2 separate regions of the Homo sapiens genome follow, and region 1 is linked to region 2. A link is an interaction called in ENCODE POLR2A ChIA-PET data of the cell type or tissue named here. Cell type or tissue: IMR-90. All regions are shown on one strand. Links, peaks and the distances in the headings refer to the core of each region. The heading gives the core; the rest is flanking DNA. Region 1 overlaps PDSS2 (decaprenyl diphosphate synthase subunit 2). Region 2 overlaps PDSS2 (decaprenyl diphosphate synthase subunit 2).

Region 1 (11,758 bases), core at 2,508-10,507, 140 kb before region 2:
CAAAGTTTTATGTGCACAATATGTGCAAAGCTATAGATGTAGTATATGTTTTGTTTTTTAAAAAAGCTTTGGAGTCTATACATTTTTTGTTCATTAAATGAAAAATGTTGGTAGGTTAAATACTGCTGAATTAAAACACTGTTGAGGAAGGGAGAACGGCAGTCACTTAAAAAGCTAAATCAGAGTAGATATATAGGGCCTGTTTAAAAAGGCCCAATATTCACGAAAAAAAGAAATCTGTTATACTAAAAGAGGAAAATGAGTATTACTATCATGCTGTCATGATGCTACTCTAAATGCCTCAAAACCACCTAACAATCCATTCAGGAATCTGCCATATTGTAGACCATAGCCATATATAATAGCTGTACTAGAATATAATGGCATTTACATTTAAAAAAAAAAGCAACCTTTTGTAAGTATCTGATTACACCTGAGCTATACTGGATACCATAGCAAAAGAATTAAACCAATCCGTCCTCTGCTGTCTAAAAGTTTATTATATTTTACAGATGTTTTGAGAGTAGACACACATACTAGACATATAAGATACCAGAAAAATTAAAGTGATGTATATATAGCTCATCCTTTTGTCAGTTTAAGGGGAAAGATACAAGGATGCTTACCTCATTCATGTGGGGGTAAAGATTAAGAAGAATAACCAACAGAAATTCAAAATTTGGTCATGACAAGTTATTAAATCAGACTTACAGTTAACATTAAATGGATAATACATTCATCCACTCTGAAATTTGACCATATGTGGACCTGACAAAGGAATTTTTTCTATAACATACTTTTTATTTTTTTAACATGATCCAAACTGTTCTAGAACTTTCTTGCTGACTTTATTTCATTAAGTCCATCAATCCAACTTCAAGATGTTTTCTTCTAATTAGGAAGAGCATTTTTAAAGGATTTCTAAAACTGTATATTGTGATAATCTGAGGTAAATGATCCCGCCCCAGCCTCCTCTCACTTGTTCGCCCACCTTCCCAGTGTATTTCTCCCCTACAGTTCTCACTGGGTAGAATTCTCACTTTAGCTGTTACTTCCCTGGGTAATCCTTACCTTACTTCATCAAGATTTCAATTAGGTCCTCTTCATCTGGGCTCCCTTGGCAAGCTGTATTTTCTTCTGGGACAGCAATTATTGCCCAAGATTCAAATCATTTGGTTTCCTGTCCAAATGCTTCACTGACCTGGCCATGAGCTTCTCAAGTACAGAGATATGCTTTCTTTCTTTCTTTCTTTTTTCTTTTTAATGAATTCTCAGACTCTTATCACAGGGTCTGACATGACAGCACTCAATAAGTGTTCATTAAATGAAAGGAAAGGATCCTTGAATAATCACTACAACTGAGGTCTGTTAATAAAATGTGGGGAAAGTACATTCAGAATATTATCCTTCTAACTGTAATGAATTTTGATATTTTATTAACAGTCCAATCAGGACTTTAGAAATCTCTTCAAAAGATCTCTTTGCTACAAATGTTTATCCTGCCAGTAATTCAGATGCTGTTAACCAGTTATCTGCTGATTTGGCAAAATCCATTAAGTATCTATTATTTTGCAATATTTATTTAAATCTTTGTAACTTATTCCAAGATCTGCCTTCTTGATCACATCTTTCTGGTTATAATAGTTATATCTGCAAATTCTATTTTATTAAATATTGATAAATGTGGGTTTGCTATAAAAATTTAAAAATGGGTTATCCTTTTAAGAAAATAAGTATTTAGAGTAATTGGTAAATTTATTTAAAAATTATATATAATGACAGTATTAAAATGTTTAAAAATAAGTTAATGTAAACAAGACATTTTAAAGTACAGGTTGGTACTTCATTAACTTTAATTTTGTGACTTTTGTCAGTTGATGTCACAACCTTAGTGTTATTTTAAAAATAGTTTTTATAGGGCTACTTAATTAAGTAACATGGTATTTGCTTATTTCAAACAGTCTGCCTTTGTTCCTGTCCAAGCCATGCTGGCAGGGCATTGCTTTTCTTTTCCCTTTTGTTAATATGCTGTGTTAGATAATGGTTCTGTAAATAATAGATTCCAAGGACCTTTGATCCACCGTTACTGTAAAATAAAATGCAACTTAATTTTTTCAGGGCATAATGGTTTTAACCTTGCGTACTAATTTGACTGTGCTTGTGGGGGCAGATCCTTAAATGAGACGCAAATGAAGGAAAAATTGCTAATGCTGCCACTGTATATCTAATGAGCACTGTGTAATAAACCATAACCTCTTTGACATTTCTCTGGAAAGCAGCATGATTATTTTGGATAGCTAGCCCTTTGTGGATGGCTCATTACCGTCTGGCATAATATGTATTGATAGAGACTGTAATTGTCAACTCCTATTTGACATGCTGCCTCTAATAAATATGGCTTGCATCGCTGGAGCCCACTGATGGTTATATGGGAAACTGTAATTAAAGAAAAAAATATATTTTTAGGTTAAATAAGTATATATGTATATAAAATGTCTCTATAGAAGATTATCTGCTTCCTTACTGCCACCACCCCCAGCTTCTTGTCATAGAGTATTTGGAGCTTCCCTGAAGGATTGGTGCTGTTTTATCAGTATAAGGGCCAACATGTGACAAGATGTGTGTGTGTGTGTGTGAATCATCTCCATTGGCAAAGAATTGACAATATGAAAAAGCTCGTTCTACATATATAACATCCATAATACTATAGTATTATTTTATTTTCTTTTGTTTTTAGAGACAGGATCTCTCTCTGTCACCCAGGCTAGAGAACAGTGGAGCAATCATAGTTCACTGCAACCTTGGACTCTTAGATCCTCCTACCCCAGCCTCCCTAGTAGCTGGGACTACAAGTGCTACCTTCATGCGCAGAACAGGATCTTGCTATGTTGCCCAGGCTGGTCTTGAACGCCTGTCCTCCAGGAATCCTTCAGCCTCAGCCTCCCAAAGTGCTAGAATTGCAAACATGAGCCACCACACCTGACCTCATGGTTTTCTTTAACTTTATTTTCATTTTGTTATAAGAATATTATGTTATTTCATACGAAACAAAAGAGGATACCCTACTCAAATTACTAGGAAATATGAACCATTTTAAAGATATTAAAAGCCCACAAAATATGTTACATAATATTTAGGCTGGAAGAAATGTAAATTAAAGATTAAATTGGGCCCTGCTTCATATTATAAAACAAATGTAGGGCCGGGCGTGGTGGCTCATGCCTGTAATCTCTGGCACTTTGGGAGGCTGAGGCAGGTGGATCACTTGAGGTCAGGAGTTCGAGACCAGCCTGGCCGACACGGTGAAATCCCATCTCTACTAAAAATACAAAAGTTAGCTGGGTGTGGTGGCTCATGCCTGTAGTCCCAGCTACTCAGGAGGCTGAGGCAGGAGAATTGCTTGAATCTAGGAGGCAGAGGTTGCAGTGAGCCGAGATCATGCCACTGCACTCCAGCCTGGACAACAGAGCAAGACTCTGTCTCAATAAATAAATAAATAAAGTAAAACAAAACAAATTTAAGCCTAGTCAATTTATAATTTCTGAAAACATAGAATTGGAGTTCTAAAAAATATTTTTATTGTCAATGTGTAATTGTAATATATTCTGAACTTCTGAACAAGGAAGTATACTCTTAGTTTATATGCTACAATTCATTATTTTTATTAAATTCTCAGCATAGGATATAAAATTAGAATGTAAGCACATGTTTATATTTCCTGGAGTAGGCCTAGAGAATCATTTAAAAAATTAGGCAGCTCCTAGATTTCTTCTTAGCAATGTGAAGTCTGATATAGTTTTCAAACTAAGAGAATGGAGCCCCGGGGAGGTGAAGAGAAGTAGCAGTTGGAAGAGCATGACTCTGCTACTCGCCTACCCATAGCTTTCAATTCTGATCCTATTTGTCTAGGCAAATTTTGTAAACTCTCTGAGGACCAGGATACTCATGTATAAAATTGGGGACAATACCATCTATTTACCACAGCTGTTGTAAGGATCAGGTGAAAAACATATATGAAGCACTTAATGCAATACTTTTGGCCCCTAGTAGGTAATCAGTAAATATTAGTTTTCCTCTCTTTCCTCTTTTATCCTCCCTTCTTCCTTCTACCCTCCACAGGTGGCCACATTTCTAATCTGAGGCATTCTTTATTTTCTCAAGTATGTCCTGTCCATGAAGCATAGATTTTTAATCTTGTTAGGTAATGCTAGCTAATAGCTATTAACAGCCAGGCCCTGTTTCAGTTTTCTTACATGTGTCAGCTCACTGAATCATCACAACAACCTCATAATAAGAGATAAGTGCTGTTACCATCCCCATTTAACAGATGGGGAAAACTGAAGCACACAGAGGTGAAGTAATTTGCTCAAAGTGACATAGTAGTGGGGCCAGGGTTTGAACTCAGGAAGTTTAACTCCAGAGCCCATACTCTTAGCTTAGCTATACTACCTCTGCAGGTCATCTCTCCTCATGTTCATAAGACAGAGGGAAAGAATAGGTTCTGGTAGGGTTCTAGAGAGGCCTGGTCCACCTACAAAGGATTGAATTGTCCTTAAAGGACAAATCCAACATAGCCATCAGGGGTAGCAAGGGTATTTCTGGGGAGGATGGATGGCAAACCAGTGAAGGGAGTGAAGGGAGATGCAATAGTGCTGTAGGATACCAAGGAAGGGAGAAAGTGAGGAATAACTATTCTTGCACTAGACCTGCCAGCAAATGCCAAATACTGGCAATACGCTGCATGCACTGTGCTATTTCCTCTGCATGGGATATTGTTCCTACCTTTCTTCATCTGACTCTTACCTCACTTAAGATACAGTTCTGCTCTCCTTTTCTCCAGGAAACATTCCCTAATCCCCAGGCCAACCTAAGTACTCTTTTCTGGGCTCCCTTAGCACACTCTGCATAAGTGTGTACAAACATTAGTGGTGATAGTAGTAATAATTACTGTGTACTGAGCACAGACTATGTGTTAAGGCATTGTGCTGAAAACACTTTACACATGTTATCTCATTTATGTCTCAAAACAATCCTAAAAGGTCAATAGTCACAGCCTCTTTATATGGTAAGGACAGTCAAGCTTAGAAATGTTAAATCATTTAGCCAAGATCTACAGAGCCATAAAGTAGCAGATCTAAGATTTCAACCAGGTCTTTCTTACTGCAAATTCATATTCTCAATAACTACATTTACCATACTTTATTGATATTATCTGCTTTTATTTTTCTCATAATCAGATTATAGACTCTTCAAGGACTACACTGTATCTTCATCTTTTACCCCACATCCTATCAAAATTGTCCTTTAGAGGAGAAAAAAACAAAATATTAAAATGTGCTGATTGAAGGCTGGGTGTCATGGCTCATGCCTATAATTGCAGCACTTTAGGAGGCTGAATCAGGAGGAGCACTTGAGCCCAGGAGTTCAAGACTAGCCTGGGCAACATAATGAAACCCCCATCTGTACAAAAAAATAAAAAATTAACCAGGAGTGATGGCACATACTTGTAGTCCCAGCTACTCGGGAGGCTGAGGTGGGAGAATTACTTAAGGATTACTTAAGCCTGGGAGATCAAGGCTGCAGTGAGCCATGATTGCACCACTGCACTCCACCCTGAGTGACAGAGCAAGACCCTGTCTCAAAAAAAAAAAAAAAAAAGCTGGTTGTGGTGGCATTTTGGGAGCCCAAGGCAGGTGGATCACAAAGTCAGGAGATCAAGACCATCCTGGCCAACATGATGAAACCCTATCTCTACTAAAAATACAAAAATTAGCTGGGCGTGGTGGTGTGCACCTGTTGTCTCAGCTACTCAGGAGGCTGAGGCAGGAGAATCACTTGAACCCAGGAGGCGGAGGTTGCAGTGAACTGAGATCACAACACTGTACTCCAACCTGGGCAACAGAATGAGACTTCATTTCAAAAAAAAAAAAAAAAGTTTATTTTTGCTAAATATACTTGAATTTTAAATGTATTTTATAATGGACTGAGTTTAATGTGTAGGAGCTAAGAGAGTTTCTCCTTCCCCTCTGAAGGTTCAAGCCTGCATAGATAAACTGACAATAGACAGATTAACAGGGAAAATTTAGCACACAAATGTATTAATGAGCACATGGACCTGACAGTCCTGCAGATATGAGACTCAGGGCCAGATGGTTGAGACTTAAATACTCTCTTCATAGAAAGGAAGGTAGTTGGAGGTCTGTAGGCAATTTTAAAGCGGTAGTAAATGATTTTTAGGGGAATGAATGGGCTCAAAGACAAGACAGTGGTTTGTAAATGATTCTCTTTGGACGCTGAATGGGATGGAAGGACAAACCAGTTATGGGAAAGTGAGGGGCAGAAATTCACAGTGAACTAAGGTTGTCTTAATATGCAGATAAAGCGTCCTAGGTAATCTCTCAGAGCTGCCCTCAGAAGAATAGATGAAAAGTCTCTCTGGGCATGGTGATTACTTTTAGTCTTTTCTCTTTTTTGGCAGTGAATCTTTCCTGGTTGTTTTTTTAGATTCTCAGGGAGAGGGAGTCTTAAGACAATTGCATTTCTTTCTCTTTTTTTTTTTTTTTTTTTTTGGGATGGAGTCTTGCTCTGTCGCCCATGCTGGAGTGCAGTAGCGTGATCTCTGCTCACTGTAAGCTCCGCCTCCCAGGTTCAAGTGATTCTCCTGCCTCAGCCTCCCGAGTAGCTGAGACTACAGGCGCCTGCCACCACACCCAGCTAATTTTTTGTATTTTCAGTAGAGATGGGGTTTCACCGTGTTAGCCAGGATGGTCTCGATCTCCTGACCTCATGATCCACTTGCCTCAGCCTCCTGAAGTGCTGGGATTACAGGTGTGAACCACCACACCCAGCCTGAATTTGCTGACACTTTTATCTTGGACTTCTAGCCTCCAGATCTGTGAGAAAATAAATGTCTGTTTAAGCCACCCAGCCTGTGGTATTTTGTTATGGCAATCCAAGCAGACAAATATAGTACGTTATTCTAGATTTTCTTGCTTTAGGACTTAAGTAAAATATTATATGAAGAAATGTTTGTAATTCATAATTTAACATGATAAATATCCAACTATGGGTAGTGCCATGTAACAGCTTAAGATATGCCATTAATAATATAATTAGAATAATCATGTAAGGACTTTGTAGAAACACAGAGAAATGGAATTGCATGTGTTATCAAGGATTCGCAATGACAGCCACCTACCATAAGCCACCTGTGGCACACCCCAGCATCCTTCCGTTCCTGCATTGTGGGCACCAGGGCTTCACCAGCACTCCTTGCCCTCAGGACTCCTGGCTCAGTCTTTTTCATAGAGAAGGCTTAAGGTAGGCCAAGACCTGTGCAATGGAAGGAGAGTTCAATTAGGAGCCATCTAAATTATTACTTAAAGAGAAGCCAAATGGGTACATTTTTATCTTTTGAAACAGCTTGCCAGAGTGTTGTCTGTATCACCTCTTGTTAGAAATCTTGACTTCATTCTTTTCTTCAGAATGAGAATGAAGACAGAGGTCTAAGTTAGCTTCTCTGCTCTCTTCAAACTGAGTTAACTCTGTTACGGCCACTCTGATTAATATGTAGGCCTCTGTTTTAGACCACAGCAGGGCATTGTGCTCAGATGAAAATGTGCAGGTGAAATTAGGAAGTATAATGACTTGACATTCTGATAATTAACTGGCAGTAAATATTCTTCAGTGATATCTAAGACCAACTGTTAACTCATATTTCTTTGGTAGCCTAATTTAAGTAAAACTTTCTTTTGTCTCTGTGAAAATGACTTTTTCACAATTCATTTATTTTTTTCTCCTTAATTTATCCAAATCATTTGGGGCTGTGGCTAGAAGATGAAGGATGTTCCTGGACTTTTCTCCTTTTCTGTATTGTTCTCATTTCTTTTTCCCTCAAGCACTGTCTAGAGGAGACACCCAAGCCTTTGTGCTAAATCTGTGCTCCACCCATATTCCAGTTTCAGTCAGCTGGCTGCAGCCATTTTTATACCACTCCATGGCAGCTGTCGACTCTGTTCATCGTCTGGCAGGGGCAGTGAGCCCTGTTGGGATCAGCAGCAGCAGCAGCAAGCTGACTGGAGCCCCCCAGCACATTATGGTGGCAGCCATGCATGGCATGGAGAGTAGGGTGGGTGTGTAGCAGCAACGTCCTTGCATTCAGTAATCTAAAGTGCTCATCATCTAAGAGAAGTACAACTTTGCTGTCACCTCTTCTTTGGAGTCTTCCCATTCCTCCCCCCAAATCCTCAGTGATCATAACTGTGTACCCCTACAGCAGTTATAGATTGTGGCATTCAGTTTACACTTATGTACTATATAATTTTCTTGTTAAATCTTTTCATTTCATTGTATTGTATCTCCAACTAAACTATGAGCCCTCAGGACACAGACCATGTCTTAAACTACCTTAAGAGAAAGAATACATACTCACACCTTGATACATAGTCGTCGATAAAAGAAAAATGCTTTTTATACTTTATATTTCTAGGGTCTAACACATAGTAGATATTCCATAAATAATTTTGTTGATAATAATTATAATCAGATAATCTAGGTTAACAGTTCTTTCCATTTTTACCTGTTCTCTTTTAAGTTACAAATAATCAAAATATTTAGTTTTTTAAAGTTTGTTTTTTCATTAATTAACTCAGGAGTAGGCTATTTCATGTAGTCATGAAATATATAGATAGATTAAGGTGAACAAGTTTTAGCTTGTTGTAATGGCGCTTATATGTAATCTGAATTGAGTGCCTGTTAAATTATTCTTTCTCCTTTCTTAGTACGTTGTGCTCATCTTTGACTTCTAAATTGGTTTGTGAACCATTTGGTATTATCAACTATCAGGAAGGCCTCTAAAGGGGGAAATTGGTGGCTTCTACTCAGATATTTCACATTTATCTTATTCCTTATAGCCTTACTATCTTCAAAGCTTACTTACAAATACACTCATTTGTAAAGAGAGGAGTCATCAGTATTTGTAAAATAATTACTGTTGGCTTATATTACTCTTTAAGTGATTGAACTTCATTGGAAGAAAGTCTAAGAATGCAGAGTGGTAAAAGGAAGCTGGTTTCCTTTTTAAAAAAGAACCCTACTGTGGACACAGGAATTAACTAGACCAGTGAATAGGGAAGACAATAATGGTAGCAACATGCCAAGATGATTAAATGTGGAAATATATAAAGACGTGAAAGGTAATATAATACCCACAAGAAATGGGAAAAGGTCAGGTTACTTGGAAAAGTATAAAGACATTGCACAGTTTGGTCAGAATAAGTACAATAATATAGACAGCCACCCTCTCAACTGCCTGTTTAAAAAAAAAAAAAAGGCTTAAAAAGTAGAAGTGCCCCATCTGTGAGTTGGAGGTATATCAGATGAGCTTCAAGTACCCTGATTTGAATGCGTACTCTGATTTGAATGCGTAGTTTCAATCAAGTAGTTTGAATCAAGTACGCTGATTTGAATGCGTAGTTCTATCCCTTTGTGAAAAAGTTCATGTATTCTCTGAGATGAACAGGGGACATTTTCAGATATCTCTGTTTCTGATTATTATTATTTTTATCCATGCCAGGCTTTAAGGTCCTTGAGAAGGATTGTGATTGTGTTTATGGTGTAAAGGCATCACCAAGCACATCACAGGTGCTCAGAAAATATGAGGTTGTAGAACCATGTGCACATTTGGACATCCTTCTAAAGTACATTTTATTAGTTATTTGTTAAAAATGCATGTTCACAGAATGTGTGCCTACTTCAATAAGCCATATTATCTGCCTTTTCCAAAAGTGGATATATCCAGAATGCCAGAATGAGAAGTCATGGGCAGACACAGGAAAAGAGAAAGATAAGTGTGGGAGAGAAGAAGGTACAACCAAAAGTAATGTGGTCTTAGAGGTCTCTGTGAAAATCAGATCCTTATGCTTATAACTATTTGAGACCTGAAACAAAGATTTGCAAACTTAACGTCTTTTGCAAACAACACATTTTCTGAGGTGAAAGGGGCATTTTCAGATGTCACTGTTTCTGTTTATTGTGCAGAAAAAGGCAGACTTAGTAATTTGATTATAAAATTCATCTCTGATAACCTTTGTTTTGTACCTTATAGTCAGTGTTAATTGACTTTTAAAATTGCTTGTCAGATATTAGTTCAATTTTTTAAAAACCTTGTATAATAATACATCTGCATACTATATCTGAAGGACCACCAATAAATTATAATTTCTGGAACATATGCATTCCAGCATCATAAAAGGATCTGATTATTCAGTACTACCTGGTTTTATTTTGTCATTAAACAATTTTTTTGAGCAATTTACTGTATTAGTCCGTTTTCATGCTGCTGATAAAGACATACCCAAGTCTGGGCAATTTACAAAGGAAAGAGGTTTGATTGGACTTACAGTTCCACGTGGCTGGGGAAGCCTCACAATCATGGCAGAAGGCAAGGAGGAGCAAGTCACATCTTACATTGATGGCAGCAGGCAAAGAGAGAGTTTGTGCAGAGAGACTCCCATTTTTCAAAACCATCAGATCTCATGAGACTTATTCACTATCACGAGAACAGCACGGGAAAGACCTGCCCCCATGATTCAGTTACTTCCCACCAGGTCCCTCCCACAACACATGGGAATTCAAGATGAATTTGGGTGGGGACACAGCCAAACCATATCACTTACAAACAGAAAACTTATGCTTAAGTTGTTTAGTCAGTTTCTGTGGGCGGGCATCAGGAATTAGAAAAAAGATTCAAAGATAAGGATTGTACTTCTGTCACCCATATGGCCTTGGGGTACTTGTCCTCTTTGGGTAACTATCTGTATGACATTGAACAAAGTACTTAGAATTTCCAGGCATTGATTTCTACGACTGTAAAATGAGGTACCAGGTTAGATGATGGGTATCCTCAATATTCTTCTATTCTGAAAAGAGTCTTAAATTTGGATCTAGCTTAGGAAGGTCTAAATATAATGTTAAGGCCCCTCCGCACTAGACTGTAAGTTTCTGGAACCAACTTTTAATCTACTCTGTATTCCCAATGTTCTGGGGTACCTTCCACATAAGAGGTACTTAACCTTTTCTTGAATGAATAAATAAAGCTGGAGAATTAGGCCCACTTGTCCAGAAAAGCAAAAAAAAGAAGACATTAGTTATCTGTCCACACCTCTAAATAATTGGTGTAATTAGGAATAGACCATGTCTGCTGCCCAGTAGATACTTGACATTACATGAATCCCTGTTGCTTGCATAATGAATGGAATTTCCTCCTTACAACAGTCCTATGAAATAACTGTTGTTAATCCCATTTGGAAATGAGGAAACCAAGGCTTTGGAGGATGAAATAACTTGTAAGATTCTACATGTGATAGAAAATGAAGCCAGGATTCAAAATCAGAGCTTTCTTATAACAAAATTTTTCATTTAGATGAACTTAAACTCACCCTAAAGCGTAAATGACTTACGGTTCTTCCCAGAGAAAGGTTCTGATGTGAGGAGGCATGGTAAGAGCAAGAGGGCCATAGATACCTGAAGTGGAAAATGACCAAGTGCTGGAGGGGGACCGGGACTCAGAAGCCACACTTGCCACCCCTCTAGAGTTGTCCTTGATCCAAACATTGACATTACTTGAAATATTTAGCAATTTTCTTTTCAAGAAGGTATGGTGTTAATATGAAAAAAAAAGTATTTGCTGATGAAAAAAATTTATTGATTGTAGAAGCATTGTCTGGGAGTTGGGGCACCTGGATAATAGTTCTAATAT
Region 2 (11,758 bases), core at 2,334-10,333:
GTCCTTGACATTCTGGCTTGATGAAAGATCTTAGCTAAGGCCGGATGCTGTGGCTCACTCCTGTAAGAAGGCCGAGGCGGGCGAATCACGAGGCCAGGAGTTTGAGACCAGCCTGACCAACATGGTGAAACCCCGTCTCTACTAAAAATACAATAATTAGCTAGGCGTAATGGCGGGCACCTATAATCCCAGCTATTCAGGAGGCAGAGGCAGGAGAATCGCTTGAACCCGGGAGGCAGAGGCAGCAGTGAGCTGAGATCACACCACTGCACTCCAGCCTGGGCAACAATGTGAAACTCCATCTAAAAAAAAAAAGAAGAAGAAGGATCTTAACTAAATCATAATAAAACCAAAGCTGTACCTCTGAAGATTGATTAGTGTGTAGCGCAATGGTGCCCCCTGTGGAAGATCTCCCTATCCTGGATCTAAGAAGATTATGCTAACCTGTATCTTTAATTGATTCCTAAGATTTGTGTGCAGCTGTCAGAAAAATGGGTAGACCTTTCTATGTGCTGTACTTTCTTTAAGATGCATGCCATTGTATGCGTGCTTTGCAGCGTACACTGTTTAAGACACACACTAAACACCTTAATCAAATGGTTCTATCGAATTCTGTGAATCCCCTCTTTTTATAGAGAAGAGCTCAAATAACCTAACAGTGTCCACACAATTATCTCACAGGGTCAAGATTCTACTCAGGTCTGCTGACTTCACAATGTGTATTCTCTTTTGTTATTTGTTTTTTTTAAGAGACAGGGTTTCACTATGTTGGCCAGGCTGGCCTCGAACTCCTGTCCTCAAGTGATCCGCCCACCTCAGCCTCCCAAAGTGCTGGGATTACAGATGTGAGCCACTTCGCCCAGCAGCAGTGTGTATTCTTTACCACCATCCTGCTTCTCAAAGTGCTTTAGACATACTACAAAAAGTTGTTGTTGTATTCAGGCTCTGATCTTGCAAGCATCCAGAAAACGGTGTGTATTAGTCTATAATCTAACATAATTCTGGTCTCAGAAATGTGATTGTCTAATAAATGACTGTGCTAGGATTTATGTTTGCTGAACCAGTGTAATAATTATTGTGACTTTAAGCTGATAAGCATGCTTCACTTTTGAAAAGAAAGTTTTATAGATAATAACCATTTAAAACAAACTCTGATCATCATTCTCTTGAAAGAGGCACAATCTAAGTTAACAAATACACCTTCCATAACACCATAGCGTAGAGACCTCCTACATTTGGAAGAGCTGTTAATCTTGCAGATATGATTACACTTACATGGCACAGAGTAAATATACATTCTTCACCTCATACATTGGCCCCCACACTGATGCAACCTACCTAGAAGACGTGGCTGAAGCCTACATTTATTTCATTAATAAATGTAGATAGAATTTCTCTGTCGTTTGAGGTGCTTTCTTGTGAAATTATAAATGTGTTTTAAACTCATCTTATATCAGGATGTATTTTAGGATGCTAGGAATCTAGGATCACATGGATGATGATAGTGGTAGTTTGGGGCAAGTGGTCCCTAGGTATCAGCATCCAAATACTAAAGCACATGAAAATTGGAACATGAGAAGGATATAAGAAATGTATAAGTAAGATAGGGATTCAAGTAAAATAACAGAAACCGAAACTCACTCTTAACATAGTTTATATATTCCTCAAATACCCCCAGGACTATTTGATTCCTACATGATGTGAATGCTCTCATCCCACAGTATTCTTTTTAATTAAATAACCAGCTTAGTATTTGTCATGAGATTACAGAGCTTACTATTTATTGATTCACTCCTAAAAAAGCTACAGGCAAGAGTGGCTCATTGCTGCAGTCTACAGCCTATGACATGTTTTGCTTGTTGAATTTCTATTACAGAGTTTGCTAAAAAGCTTTACAGTCCCAGTTTTGCTTTTGAATTTCAATGTGTAGAATTAAGTTTCTCTTTGGAATATGATACTAAAATTAAAAATTAACTTTGAATCAGAATATGGATAAATCCATGATTATTTATAAATCACCAAATATTCCTTTGGAAGACATGACAACCAAGAGGCAGTGATTGCTTTTCCTGTGAAATTAATCCTAAATGTAATATAATTCTATATTACTAACCTCAAATGCCAAACCTATCAAATGTTGATGCAAGTTTATAAATTAAGAATTACAGGCTGCGCATGGTGGCTCACGCCTGTAATCCCAGCAATTTGGGAAGCCAAGGCGGGCGGATCACCTGGGATCAGGAGTTTGAGTTTGAGACCAGCCTGACCAACATGGCAAAACCCCGTCTCTACTAAAAATACAAAAATTAGCCAGGCACAGTGGCACATGCCTGTAATCTCAGCTACTCGGGAGGCTGAGGCACAAGAATCACTTGAACCCGAGAGGCAGAGGTTGCAGTGAGCCAAGATTGCAACACTGCACTCCAGCCTGAGTGAGAGTGAGACCCTGTCTCCCAAAAAAAAAAAAAAAAAGAATTACATTACGTGTTTCAGCAGATACATGTAAAGAAAATAGAAAAAAAAAAAAGAATTACTTCGTCCATTTTGTCTCATTTAATTACATTTTGAGAGCAGGCATGTCTGCTCATACCCTGAAATGCAGGTTTTTTTGGTTTTTTTTTGAGACAGGGTCTCACTCTGTCATCCAAATTGACCTTCACTCCTTGACATAGCAAGCACTACTTTGTCTCAGTTCTTCTCTGCCATTCTGTCAACAATTAGGTCAATTTTAAGTGTACCAGTAAAATTATTTAAACTATATATAAATACCTCTAAACCATATAAACATGTTTATATGATGTAGATATATTTTATATCATATAAATGTATCCCTACCATATGGTTTAGGAGTATTTATACATATACAGTAGTATGGTTATATCTGTTCAGTTATGATAATTTGTACGAAATGAGCTGTTGCGTTGTGTTCAGCTCTTTGTGGATGGCAGGCCACAGCGTGAACTCACAAACGTACTTAGCAGAGAGGTTGAGCCTTGAAATAAGTTCTGAAGTCTCACTCCCAACAGGAGGCTGCATACCATCCAGACTAAGCATAATAGCCATACAGTTTTAAATTAGAAAACAGTAAAATTGATAAACGTGGAGGACAGGGCAAGAAAAACTATACTAAACATGCTTTTATATTTGTGTGTGTGTGTGTGTGTGTGTGTGTGTATGTGTGTGTGTGTGTTAAGGGGGAATAGAATACATTTTAAATAGTCAATATGATTTGGGAATTCATTTTTCAAAAATAGACATGTTTTGGCCGGGCGCAGGGGCTCAACCTGTAATCCCAGTACTTTGGAAGACTGAGGCCGGCAGATCACCTGAGGTCGGGAGTTTGAGATCAGCCTGGCCAACATGGTGAAACCCCGTCTCTACTAAAAATACAAAAATTAGCTGAGTGTGGTGGCGCTTACCTATAATCCCAGCTACTGGGGAGGCTGAGGCAGAAGAATCACTTGAACCCGAGAGGTGGAGTTTGCAGTGAGCTGAGATTGTGCCATTGCATTCCAGCCTGGGAGACAGAATGAGACTCTATCTCAATAAATAAATAAATAAATAAATAAAAGCAGTGAAAATAACCTGGGGCAATATTTGGTATTGTCACTGCATGAAACCACAAATACCACTACTGCAGTGAGTGCCTTTGGTTGATAATTTTAATAAAAATAAGTTTTGGTTAGTTAAGGATTTAAGTAAAAATATACTAGTTTTGTTTTGTGACTCAGTGGCGGATGAGATAATACCTGTCTTGCTCAGTGCCTTTAGGTTTAACAACAACAACAAAAAAGTATGACCAGAAGAATATACTTAATCAATTGAGATATGCATGACCTTTTTCTTAGCAGAAAATGTGGAAAATTTCTACCTCCAATTTCTACTGACATTTGTTCTACAACCATATGGCATTTTTAGGTTGGTGGAAAATATATATGTGTTGCAGTAGAGGTACATAATTAAATAATGGCTTCAATTTTCTGCAATCTCTATAAATATGGCTTTATCATAAGCTATTTGACTGGAGGTATTTTTTTTCTAATCTGTGATATGTATCTTTTAAAAAATCTGTCCTTGTACATAGGCATGCAAAGGACATTAGCGATATAGGTATGTGTTATGTTCTCAAATGAAATTGTAATGCTTTCTGGTTTGTTTAAGAGTGAAAGAAAGGGACTATAGCATATTGGTTAAGAACAAGAACTCATCTTGACTCCAGCACTTATCATCTGTGTTACTTTGGACAACTTGCTCTTACCTAAATTTGTTCCTTTGTAAAATGAAAATAATAGTAGCATCTACCTCGTAGGGCTGTTGTGAGGGTAGAAGATAGATATAGGTATAGATACAGATAGAGCGAGAGAGAGAGAGATCTTTTTTTTTTTTTTTCCTGAGATGGAGTCTCACTCTGTCGCCCAGGCTGGAGTGCAATGGCACCATCTCAGCTCACTGCAACCTCCACCTCCCAGGTTCAAGCAATTCTCCTGCCTCAGCCTCCCGAGTAGCTGGGATTACAGGCGTGTGCCAGCATGCCTGGCTAATTTTTGTATTTTTAGTAGAAACAGGTTTCACCATGTTGGCCAGGCTGGTCTTGAACTCCTGACGTCATGATCCACCCACCTTGGCCTCCCAAAGTGCTGGGATTCCTGGCGTGAACCACCACACCTGGCCAAGAGAGAGATCTTAGAACAGTGCTGGGCACACAGTAAGTACTATATATGAGATTGTCTTTATTGTCATTGCTGTTATTATTATTGCTTTTCTAATATTGGGAAACACTACTATTCTTACTGTATTTTTGCATGTGAATCTCATATGATTGAGAAATCTATTTAAAATTCTCTTTGTCTCTTTCTAGTTTTGTCAGATTAAGATGTTTAATTAAGATCGGTGAATTTTTTTTCCTATAGACTCTTGCAAATAATTTCTAACTCTGAGTAAAAAGGAATGCTTTTATGTTGTTTGCAATGCATTTCACAGTTTATTGTATTAGAAAACTGTAGCTTTTCCTTTTGTACCAAGTCTTGCCACTCAGAAGCTGTCAAGACCTTTCAGTTAAGCACTATCAGCTAGAATCTTGGGCTTGGGTAGACCTTTAGAGGCAGCGTCGTCCTATCTTTCACACTGGCGAAGAGTTTCAGTCATATTTTCTCCTACATGTGGTCATCCAGTCACTGAAGGCTTCCAATAATAGGGAACCCACAGCTTGTCAAAAATAATCATTCTGTTGTTAGACAACTCTAGTCATTTGAAGGTTCTTTTCTTATTTATAAGTGGAATCTTCTTCCGAGAAACTTTACCTTGTTGCTGTTTGTTCTGTCCCCTGAAGCACATAGAACAGGACTGTTCCTTCTTCCATTTAATTACTTCAGATATTTGAAGATGGCTTTTATATCCTCCCTTCCTCCAGGTTAAACATTCCCTAGGTGACATGTTTCCAAATCCTTCTTCATCCTAATACTGGACCCAATCTATCATGCCAGTGCCCCTCTTGACTCATGGCCCCCAGGACTGAAAATAGTTTTCTAAACATTAGTTGACCGTCCGTGTGCTGTGAGACCATTCCTGCCTGTGTTTTGGACATGTACACCTGCTGATGCTGCCAAAGTTTGCATTTGCATTTTTTTGTACCTACATCACAGCCTTGGCTGATACCAAGACTGTGGTTATTAAAGATTCTCAACATTTTTCATGAGTCACTGCCAAATTGCAGCTTATACTTTTACAATTAATTTTTGAAACCTAAATATACAACTATATAATTATCCCTGTTAGATTTTACTGGCTACTATCAGTCTTTTGTTCAACATGTCAATACCGTTAAAATTTTGATACTATCCATGTGTTACCTATCTCTCTTGGCTGTGTGACATCTGAAAATTAAAATTTAATATGCATTTCTTCTTCATCTTCATTCAAGTAATGCATAGAAACGTGATAAGAAGAAGAAACCAAGCATTAAGTTCTGGTAGCATGACACTAGAGACTGCTTTCCTGTTCTAAGCGTTTTTTTTTTTTTTTTTTTTTTTTTGAGACAGAGTCTCATTCCATCACCAGGCTGGAGTGCAGTGGCGCGATCTCGGCTCACTGCAACCTCTGCTTCCCAGGTTGAAGCAATTCTCCTGCCTCAGCCTCCCGAGTAGCTGGGACTACAGGTGTGCACCACCACGCCCAACTAATTTTTGTATTTTTAGTAGAGACAGGGTTTCACCATGTTGGCGAGGATGGTCTCAATCTCGTGACCTCAGGTGATCCGCCCGCCTCGGCCTCCCAAAATGCTGGGATTACAGCTGTGAGCCACCGCGCCTGGCCTGTTTTCCTGTTCAATATAAATCCACTACTAAACATTTCCTAGGAATAATTATTTTACATGTTCAAATCTATCTTACCATACTGTGACCTGTACCCTGTTTCTCTGCCTTATTCATGAAGGACTAAACTTCAAAAATCCAAAGTTACTCTATCTTTTTTTTTTTTTTTTGAGACAGAGTCTCGCTCTGTTGCCAGGTTGGAGTGCAGTGGCACAATCTCAGGTCACTGCAACTTCCGCCTCCTGGGTTCAAGCGATTCTCCCGCCTCAGCCTCCCCAGTAGCTGGGACAACAGGTGCACGCCACCACACCCAGCTAATTTTTGTATTTTTAGTAGGGAAGGGGTTTCACCATGTTGGCCAGGCTGGTCTCGAACTCCTGACCTCGTGATCTGCCTGCCTCGGCCTCCCAAAGTGCTGGGATTTCAAGCGTGAGCTGCCGTGCCCAGCCACTCTATCCTATTTCTGAAGCTACCAGCCAAGTGGCCACATTTTAAAAAAAAAAGAAGAAGAAAAAAAAAAAGAATGTGTGTGTGTGTGTTTTATTATGACTTGCTTATTGTGACCCACTTATCCTGGGGCTGCCACCACCATTGCCTTTTTTTCTAGAGCCCACAAACCATCTGTTTAACAACCCTTTTTGAAGTTTTGCCATAAATTCTCCATAAATTCACTGGTCTGTGTTTCAGAATGCTCCTTTGTCCTCTTTTTTAAAATTATTATTTATTTATGTATTTTGAGACGGAGTTTCACTCTTGTTGCCTTGACTCAAGTGCAATGGCGCAATGTCAGCTCACTGCAACCTCTGCCTCCCAGGTTCAAGTGATTCTCCTGCCTCAGCCTCCCAAAGTGCTAGGATTACAGGTGTGAGCCACCATTCCTGGCCTCTCCTAAGTCTTAAAGTCTTTCTCTAGTTTCCTTGGGCAGAAGTGGCTGCTGCCTCCACTTCTCCTAAGACTACTCAGAACCCATGCCGGGGCCTTCTCTTTAATATTTTAAAAGAACTTTTAGAACTTTTGAACTACATAGTTTTCAGAGACATACAGTGATTTTCTCAAGAGGGTCTTTTATGTAAGAGCAACATGTATCATTCAAAAGGTGTTTAATAAATGTTAAATAATAATGCACTTAATTTTAAGTACTTTGTATCCTCTTCTCTCTTTGTTAATATCTTTAATTGGATCCCCTAGCAGGGGATTTGGACTTAATTTATTTCAGGTGATACTGCACTTATACAATTATTTAGTTGACTTAATTAGAGATTTAATTATATTAGTGCCCTAAAGTGCTATATCAGAGAAATTAAACACTGACTGTTAATTCACCTTTCGTATTTATTGTGCTGTTTATGACTACAGCGATCTTCAAGCCATAAGGGCTTGAAGATTTGGAAAGTTCTTTCTATGCATCAGCTTGGACTTTGCCCATTCAAAATGTAGATGAAGGCAGGAATGGAAATGCCTTTTTTAGGCTGAGTGCAGTGCCTCACGCCTGTAATCCCAGCTCCTTGGGAGGCCGAGATGGAAAGATCACTTAAGGCCAGGAATTCAAGACCAGCCTGGGCAACATGATGAGACCACCCGCCATGCTCATGTCCACAGAATAAAAATAAATAAATTAGCCAGGCATGGTGATGCATGCCTATAGCCCTAGCTACTCGGAAGGCTAAGGTGGGAAGATTGCTTGAGGCTGGAATTTGAGGCTGTGGTGAGCTTTGATCATACCACTGCACTCCAGCCTAGGTGATGGAGTGAGACGCTGTCTCAAAAAGAAAAAAAAAGAACTTGAAAAAAATTGTGGTCTTTTATCTATGGCTATTAGAACCAAGATCATGGACGGTTGTGATGGTTCACACCTGTTACCTAGCACTTTGGGAGGCTGAGGCAGGAGGATCATTTGATCCCAGGAGTTTAAGATCAGCCTCTGGGCAACATGGCAAAACCCATCTCTACAAAAAATACAAAAATTAGCCAGGCATGGTGGCACGTGCCTGTAGTGCCAGCTACTCAGGAGGCTAAAGTGAGAGGATGGCTCAAGCCCAAGAGGTTGAGGCTACAGTGAACTATGATCTTGCTACTGCACTTCAGCCTAGGTGACAGAGTGAGACCTGTCTCCAAAATAAAGGCGTATTTAAAAAAAGAACAAAAAAGAACCAAGGTCATGGGTCCATTCCTTCACTGTTCTACTTAACCCTCTCTGTTCTACAGGCCTGTGACTACCTCTCTAACAGGTGGTCCTGGGAGGCAGCAACTGTGTTCCTCTCTGTATTTCCAGCATATACCAAATGCCTAGGTTATATAGGTGTCCAATAAACGCTTGTTGGTTTTAATTTGATTGTTGCAAAGACAACCAGTTGAAGTATGGTTAGAATAGTATAAACCTGGCTGGGTGCAGTGGCTCATGCCTGTAATCCCAGCACTTTGGGAGGCTGAGGTGGGAGGATCACTTGAGGTCAGGAGTTCGACACCAGCCTGGCCAACATGGTGAAACCTTATCTCTACTAAAAGTGCAAAAATTAGCCAGGCATCATGGCACATGCCTGTAATCCCAGCTACCCAGGAGGCTGAGGCAAGAGAATTGCTTGAACCTGGGAGGTGGAGGTTGCAGTGAGCCGAGATTGTGCCACTGCATCCAGCCTGGGTGTCAGAGTGAGGCTGTCTCAGAAAAAAAAAAGTGGGGGGGGGGGGGTGGTTCCAAGATGGCCGAATAAGAACAGCTCCAGTCTACAGCTCCCAGCGTGAGCAATGCAGAAGACGGGTGATTTCTGCATTTCCAACTGAGGTACCGGGTTCATCTCACTGGGGCTTGTCAGACAGTGGGTGCAGTGCACCGAGCGTGAGCTGAAGCAGGGTGCGGCATTGCCTCACCCAGGAAGTGCAAGGGGTCAGGGAATTCCCTTTCCGAGCCAAGCGAAGCTGTGACAGATGGCAACTGGAAAATCAGGTCACTCCCACCCTAATCCTGCACTTTTCCAGTGGTCTTAGCAAACGGCACACTAGGAGATTATATCCCGTGCCTGGCTCAGAGGATCCCACGCCCTTGGAACCTCGCTCATTGCTAGCACAGCAGTCTGAGATTGAACTGCAAGGCAGCAACAAGGCTGGTGGAGGGGCGCCCACCATTGCTGAGGCTTGAGTAGGTAAACAAAGCAGCGGGAAGCTCCAACTGGGTGAAGCCCACCGCTGCTCAAGGAGACCTGCCTGCCTCTGTAGACTCCACCTCTGGCGGCAGGGCATAGCCAAACAAAAGGCAGCAGAAACCTCTGGAGACTTAAATGTCCCTGTCTGACAGCTTTGAAGAGAGTAGTGGTTCTCCCAGCACAGAGTTGGAGATCTGAGAATGGACAGACTGCCTCCTCAAGTGGGTCCCTGACCCCCAAGTAGCCTAACTGGGAGGCATCCCCCAGTAGGGGCAGACTGACACCTCACACGGCCGGGTACCCCTCTGAGACAAGGCTTCCAGAGGAACAACCAGGCAGCAACATTTGCTGTTCACCAATATTCGCTGTTCTGCAACCTCTGCTGCTGATACCCAGGCAAACAGGGTCTGGAGTGGACCTCCAGCAAACTCCAACAGACCTGCAGCTGAGGGTCCTGACTGTTAGAAGGAAAACTAACAAACAGAAAGGACATCCACACCAAAACCCCACCTGTACATCACCATCATCAAAGACCAAATGTAGATAAAACCACAAAGATGGGGAAAAAACAGAGCAGAAAAGCTGAAAATTCTAAAAATCAGAGCGCCTCTCCCCCTCCAAAGGAATGCATCTCCTCGTCAGCAATGGAACAACGCTGGATGGAGAATGACTTTGACGAGTTGAGAGAAGAAGGCTTCAGATGATCAGACTTCTCCGAGCTAAAGGAGGAAGCTTGAACGCATCACAAAGAAGCTAAAAACCTTAAAAAAAGATTAGACGAATGGCTAACTAGAATAACCAGTGTAGAGAAGTCCTTAAATGACCTGATGGAGCTGAAAACCATGGCACAAGAACTACGTGACGAATGCACAAGCTTCAGTAGCCGACTCGATCAAGTGGAAGAAAGGGTATCAAGTGATTGAAGATCAAATGAATGAAATGAAGCGAGAAGAGAAGTTTAGAGAAAAAAGAGGAAAAATAAACAAACAAAGCCTCCGAGAAATATGGGACTATGTGAAAAGACCAAATCTACGTCTGATTGGTGTACCTGAAAGTGACAGGGAAAATGGAACCAAGTTGGAAAACACTCTGCAGGATATTATCCAGGAGAACTTCCCCAACCTAGCGAGGCAGGCCAGCATTCAAATTCAGGAAATACAGAGAACGCCACAAAGATACTCCTCGAGAAGAGCAACTCCAAGACGCATAATTGTCAGATTCACCAAAGTTGAAATGAAGGAAAAAATGTTAAGGGCAGCCAGAGAGAAAGGTCGGGTTACCCACAAAGGGAAGCCCATCAGACTAACAGCGGATCTCTCGGCAGAAACCCTACAAGCCAGGAGAGAGTGGGGGGCAATATTCAACATTCTTAAAGAAAAGAATTTTCAACCCAGAATTTCATATCCAGCCAAACTAAGCTTCATAAGTGAAGGAGAAATAAAATCCTTTACAGACAAGCAAATGCTGAGAGATTTTGTCACCACCAGGCCTGCCCTAAAAGAGCTCCTGAAGGAAGCACTAAACATGGAAAGGAACAACCGGTACCAGCCACTGCAAAAACATGTCAAATTGTAAAGACCATCGAGGCTAGGAAGAAACTGCATCCAGTAACGAGCAAAATAACCAGCTAACATCATAATGACAGGATCAAATTCACACATAACAATATTAACCTTAAATGTAAATGGGCTAAATGCTCCAATTAAAAGACACAGACTGGCAAATTGGATAAAGAGTCAAGACCCATCAGTGTGCTGTATTCAGGAAACCCATCTCACATGCAGAGACACACATGGACTCAAAATAAAGGGATGGAGGAAGATCTACCAAGCAAATGGAAAACAAAAAAGGCAGGGGTTGCAATCCTAGTCTCTGATAAAACAGACTTTAAACCAACAAAGATCAAAAGAGACAAAGAAGGCCATTACATAATGGTAAAGGGATCATTTCAACAAGAAGAGCTAACTCTCCTAAATATATATGCACCCAATACAGGAGCACCCAGATTCATAAAGCAAGTCCTTAGAGACCTACAAAGAGACTTAGACTCCCACACAATAATAATGGGAGACTTTACCACCCCACTGTTAACATTAGACAGATCAACAAGACAGAAAGTCAATAAGGATATCCAGGAATTGAACTCAGCTCTGCACCAAGCGGACCTAATAGACATCTACAGAACTCTCCACCCCAGATCAACAGAATATACATTCTTTTCAGCACCACACCACACCAATCCAAAATTGACCACATAGTTGGAAGTAAAGCACTCCTCAGCAAATATAAAAGAACAGAAATTATAACAAA

What was found. Peaks named below come from ENCODE experiments on the same cell type or tissue, not always from the same donor. Only the 100,000 strongest peaks of a DNase experiment are listed, where the experiment ranks them.
Region 1: POLR2A ChIA-PET joins it to region 2 with 12 read pairs; 3 of 35 experiments call an interaction of 5 or more read pairs at or near these places.

What each region holds. Positions count from the first base shown.
Region 1 is chr6:107,305,096-107,316,853 of GRCh38, reverse strand. All of the region lies in intron 2 of PDSS2 (decaprenyl diphosphate synthase subunit 2), which reads left to right. Among named protein-coding and RNA genes, the nearest start is that of PDSS2, 150 kb to the left of the region's middle. In IMR-90, for the core only: no CTCF peak of the experiment used is centred there; no DNase peak of the experiment used is centred there.
Region 2 is chr6:107,167,846-107,179,603 of GRCh38, reverse strand. All of the region lies in intron 7 of PDSS2 (decaprenyl diphosphate synthase subunit 2), which reads left to right. Among named protein-coding and RNA genes, the nearest start is that of BEND3, 58 kb to the right of the region's middle. In IMR-90, for the core only: no CTCF peak of the experiment used is centred there; a DNase peak (open chromatin) is centred at 5,623.